Linked DNA regions of Homo sapiens: region 1 is linked to region 2. The links are chromatin contacts, found by Hi-C or POLR2A ChIA-PET in ENCODE. All regions are on one chromosome and are shown on one strand. The core of a region is the stretch at or near the end of the contact, and the rest is flanking DNA. Distances in the headings are between cores, read along the strand shown.

Evidence for each region. A loop is a pair of places that touch in the nucleus more often than their neighbours do. ChIA-PET counts read pairs that join two places held with the same protein, here RNA polymerase II (POLR2A). Pooled maps may share reads with other maps.
Region 1: a map with no recorded cell type shows a loop between it and region 2 (10-fold over the local background). The contact joins the enhancer-like site here to the promoter of SLC30A5 in region 2. A Hi-C loop is called at or near these places in 3 of 37 single-sample maps with no recorded cell type and 3 of 50 pooled maps. POLR2A ChIA-PET finds 5 or more read pairs at or near these places in 3 of 52 experiments (AG04450, PC-9 and activated T-cell).

The regions. Positions count from the first base shown.
Region 1 is chr5:69,467,452-69,470,151 of GRCh38, forward strand. It overlaps the pseudogene RPS27P14. Among named protein-coding and RNA genes, the nearest start is that of OCLN, 24 kb to the right of the region's middle. Within about 2 kb of position 1,265, at least 2 of the 41 ENCODE cell types and tissues checked have a DNase peak (open chromatin) inside an H3K27ac peak, as active enhancers do.
Region 2 is chr5:69,092,761-69,095,460 of GRCh38, forward strand. It overlaps SLC30A5 (solute carrier family 30 member 5), which reads left to right and starts at 1,254. Exons shown (of 16, transcript NM_022902.5): 1 at 1,254-1,578. The coding sequence starts at 1,496. RefSeq lists silencers at 967-1,076, 1,407-1,696, 1,742-2,036 and an enhancer at 1,177-1,276.

The sequences.
Region 1 (2,700 bases), core at 15-2,514, 370 kb after region 2:
CGCATCATATTTTATCATTTAAATAATATTTAATTAAATCATACACATACGTACACACATGTAGTAGCAAGTACAAGTGGGAATAACAGGTTTAGGTACAACACAACTATTGCTAACCACCCATCTCCACTATTGAGAGCAGAAGTAGTGTTCTCTAGAAACAGGCCTTCTAGGGTGCTGAGGTCATCATAAGATGCTTAAACTGAGCTTGTATGTTTCAGAATTAGCTGATATTTTTTAAATGGTCTCTTATTAAGTAAATAACTATCAAATTTCATAAGATATGAATTTGAGGACTGAAACTGTATTAGTCAGAACGGCTTTGGTTTCTAATAACAGAAACTCAAATCAGCTTATGCATACAAGGGACTCTTTTGAATTAGAGAACTGAGAAGTTTAGGAGCTGACTTGGCTTCAGGGTTCCCTTTCAGTCTGTTTCTCTCATCTTCACTGCTTCTCACAGCATATTTAGTCTCATGCTGTCATGTTTAGACTTTCTCTGTGTAACTGCGGAAGATGCCTGGTGTCAGCTCCAGTACATAAGCACGTAGTGGGTTACAGGGAAGTGGCTCTCTTCCAGCAGCTTTCTATCATGTCTCTGGAAGCGTCTGATAGGTCTTGGTTTGGGTTATGTGTCCATCTTTGAACCTATCACCACATCAGATGAGGCAGCCTGGATCTCATATCCGCTAATGTGTGGGCAGAACACAATCCCGTCAGGACCTCATGGAATGGAAGAAAGATAAGGTTTTTTTTTCTTTTTCTTTTTCTTTTTTTTTTTTTGAGATGGAGTCTCACTCTGTTGCCTAGGCTGGAGTGCAGTGGTGCGATCTTGGCTCACTGCAATCTCTGCCTCCCGGGTTCACGCCATTCTCCTGCCTCAGCCTCCAGAGTAGCTGGGACTACAGGCGCCTGGCACCACGCCTGGCTAATTTTTTTGTATTTTTAGTAGAGACGAGGTTTCACCGTGTTAGCCAGGATGGTCTTGATCTCCTGACCTCGTGATGCACCCACTTGACCTCCCAAAGTGCTGGGATTACAGGCATGAGCCACTGCGCTGGGCTGAAGAAGGGTGAGTTATAAATGAAAAGCTGCATGTGTGCTCTAATAGAAGCTAGACATGCAAAAACCACAGATGCCTCCAGCATAGACCATGCTTTTGTTACCATAATAGCAGGTATTCAGTCTAAGTCCTGCTCCTCATAGCACAGAAAACCAATCACTGAGACAATGAGTATTGCCAAGGAAGAAAGCTTTAATTGGGTGCTGCAGCTGAAGACATGGGAACTAGTCTCAAATTCATCTCCTGACTGACTATAATTAGGGGTTAATCTAGCAGGGAAGAAATGTAACTATGCATGGGAAAACAGGAACTCAACTTGAGAGGGGTAAGGAAGCAATCATGATGAATGAAGGGCCTGGTGTCTCATTGTCTGGATGCAACGATCTGGTGAGTTTCAGTTCTTTTTCTTCAGGTACTTTTTGAGAGGCTTTTGAGGGTCCTTTCCTGAGGAAGGAACTCAGATAATACAAATGTAAGGTTCAAGCTTAAGACCAGAACTGTCTATGGGACTATTGAGTTGGTTTCACCTTAGCTATTCTTTAATTCCCTCCTAAGACCAAGCCCATGGAAGCAGCTTGCCCTTAAATATTGAATGGCTCAACTGCTAGTAGCACTTTATTCTTCCAAACATTTTCACAGACTGATAAGGTTTGGATGTTTTGTCTCTTCCAAATCTTATGATGAAATGTGATCCCCACTGTTGGAGGTGGGCTAGTGTGAGGTGTTTGGGTCATGGGGGCAGATTCCTCATAAATGGGTTAGTGCTGTCCTCACAATAATAAGGGAGTTCTCGCTCTGAGAGCTCTTGAGAGCTCTGGTTGTTTAAAAAAGTGTGGCACCTCCTCCACCTCCACCACTCACTCTCACCATGTGACATGTCTGCTCCTGTTTTGCCTTCTGCTATGAGTAAAAGCTCCCTAAGGCCTCACTAGAAGCCAAGCAGATGCTGGTGCCATGTTTCCTATACAGCCTGCAGAACGGTGAGCCAATTAAACCTCTTCTTTTTCCTCTCTCCTTTTTTTTTGAGACGGAGTTTCACTCTTGTCGCCCAGGCTGGAGTGCAATGGTGCAATCTCAGCTCACTGCAACCTCCGCCTCCCAGGTTCAAGCGATTCACCCGCCTCAGCCTCCCAAGTAGCTGGGATTACAGGTGCCCGCCATCACGCCCAGCTAATTTTTGTATTTGTAGTAGAAATGGGGTTTCACCATTTTGGCCAGGCTGGTCTTGAACTCCTGACCTCAGGTGATCCGCCCACCTCGGCCTCCCAAAGTGCTGGGATTACAGGCGTGAGCCACTGTGGCCGGCCACCTCTTTTCTTTGCGAATTACCCAGTCTTTTTCCAGCGGTGACGACCTACCCAGGAGAACATGCCTCTCACAAAGGATCTCCTTCATCCCTCTCCAGAATAGGGGAAGAGGAAACACAAGAAGCAGTGCCTGATGCAGAGCCCCAATTCCTACTTCATGGGTGTAAATGCCCAGGATGGTACAAAATCATCACAGTCTTTAGCCATGCACTAACAGAAATTTTGTGTGTTGGCTGCTCCACTGTCCTCTGCCAGCCTACAGAAAGAAAAGCAAGGCTTACAGAAGGATGTTCCTTCAGGAGGAAGCAGCATTAAAAAGCACTCCGAATC
Region 2 (2,700 bases), core at 4-2,503:
TTCCTCCGTTACTTTATTTGATAGATGACCCCAGGCTCCCTGTGGCAAAGAAGAATCCTTTCTTTTTCTTTCTTTTTTTTTTTTTTTCCAGAGACGGTCTTGCTCTGTTGCCCAGGCTGGAGCACAGTAGCATGATCATGCCTTATTGCAACCTTGACCTCCCACGTTCAAGCGATCCTTCCGCCTCTCCCTCCTGAGTGGCTGGGACCACAGGCATATGCCACGCCTGGCTAATTGTTTTTGTATTTTTGATAGAGACAGGGTTTTGCCATGTTGCCCAGGATAAGAATGTTTCTTTAGAAATCTGGAAATTGCCTTTAGGTTCCCTTAGGAGTAGGAGAGAAGGCCATGAAGTTTCGCACGTGGTCACTCCTAGAAAATTGCCCTGGGATAGTTTGCTGAGGAGGCAAATTTTGGTCAATACTAGTTTCTCCTCTCCAAAGTCCATCAAAGGCATTGTTCAAAAGAAATGGCCGTACCACTATTTGTAATTGATTCTCTACAGCTTCAAAAATAGTTATCTCTGGTTGGGGGAAGGGCACGTGAACTTTTAAGACTTCGGGCCTTCTCATCACAAAAATGATCCATACTCACAAAAACTTAGAGGCAGAGGGTATGTTAACCTAGATTAAGAATCTCTAGGCCGAGTGCGGTGGCTCACTCCTGTAATCGCAGCACTTTGGGAGGCCGAGGTGGGTGGATCACCTGAGGTCAGGAGTTCGAGACCAGCCTGACCAACATGGAGAAACCCCGTCTCTACTAAAAATACAAAATTAGCCAGGTGTGGTGGCACATGCCTGTAATCCCAGCTACTTGGGAGACTGAGGCAGGAGAATCGCTTGAACCTGGGAGGTGGAAGTTGCCGTGAGCCGAGATCGCGCCATTGCACTCCAGCCTGGGCAACAGGAGCGAAACTCCATCTCAAAACAAAAAAAAAAAGAATCCCTAACGCAGAGGAAAAGATTGGTGAGCTTTGTTTAATCACACACGCTGTACATTTTCCACGCCCTCCCCCTCTGCCCTACAGGAATCCGCTGTACTTCTGACGGCCCATAGGTGGCACTGTAGGGACAGGTAAGTGCACAGGGAGCGCCACCCGGAGAGGCTGATAGGAGGCGGAGCTTCAATGCGACACAACGTGGCGGGAGGAGCCTAAGGGACGAGGAAAGGCGAGTGTTCTGCTTGCGCAGACGCAAGGCTGGGCACTCCCCCGGGAGTGAGGGTTGCTGGGCCTGATGACGTGGCTTGGCAACGTCCCTACCGCCGCTGCTTCCCGGGAACCTGGCGCCGCCGGAACTGATCGCGGCCTAGTCCCGACGCGTGTGTGCTAGTGAGCCGGAGCCGGCGACGGCGGCAGTGGCGGCCCGGCCTGCAGGAGCCCGACGGGGTCTCTGCCATGGGGGAGTGACGCGCCTGCACCCGCTGTTCCGCGGCAGCGGCGAGACATGAGGAGACCCCGCGACAGGGGCAGCGGCGGCGGCTCGTGAGCCCCGGGATGGAGGAGAAATACGGCGGGGACGTGCTGGCCGGCCCCGGCGGCGGCGGCGGCCTTGGGCCGGTGGACGTACCCAGCGCTCGGTAAGGGACCGATCCGGAAGGCAGCGACCGGCCGGGTCGCTCAGGATGCACTTTCTCCGGCCTCCCTCCGGTCTCCGCTGACAGCCCGGGACGTCCCGGGGTCGGCGCGCCCTCTCCCCCTGCCTGCCTCCCTGCGCGCAGGCTGCCTCCGGGCTCCCCGGGCTCTTCGGGTGCCTGCTGCAGAAGGAAGGCGCTAAAGCCAAAAAGCTTCTGCTTGAATTTCTGGGTTACAAGGCAGACAGTCAGTCTTAGAACTGCCCGCCAGTTCACGTGAGAGGTTTTTCTGATCTGTGAGAAGCCTTTCTCTTGGCTGTTTCTCCCTGAAATAGTCTGGCGACTACTTAACCTTTCTGACGTTTCCCTGCATAAATTAGGGGAAGGTGTCACCATCAGCTCTCTTCAGGCGACGAAACCAAAGTACATACGTGAACTTGGATGTTCAGGGGAACTTGGATGTTCAGATTAACTGAGCACATCGAGGGTCCAGCCCCGTTTTCTTTTTTTATTTTGTTCTTAAATAAGAAATGTGTCCTCGTTGTCAAAAAAAAATCTAAACAGCAAAGCAATTCATAGAGTAAAAAGTGAAAATTCCCACTTCCTCTCTTCAATTCTCCCACCAACCCGAAAAGTAAGGGACCAACAGGTGCAGCGACCACTTTCTAGTGTATCCTTCCTAAGTTCTGAGATAGTGTCGAAAATGCACAAAATACAGCCCTGCAATTTGGCTGGAACTGGTGTTCTTTGCCTCCATTTTTAACGAGTTCTTCCCATTCTGGAATAAATACTTCTTTGATATTTAAAGAAAGTGATAAATGTGATAAATTCTTTAGAACTGTAGTAATAGCATTATAACGTAACTTTTTTTTTTTTTTTTTTTTTTGAGACGGAGTTTCGCTCTTGTTCCCAGGCTGGAGTGCAATGGCGCGATCTCGGCTCACGACAACCTCCGCTTCCCGGGTTCAAAAGATTCTCCTGCCTCAGCCTCCCGAGGAGCTGGGATTATAGACATACTCCACCACGCCTGGCTAATGTTTTGTATTTTTAGTAGAGACGAGGTTTCTCCATGTTGGTGTGGCTGGTCTTGAGCTCCCGACCTCGTGATCGGCCTGCCTCGGTCTTCCA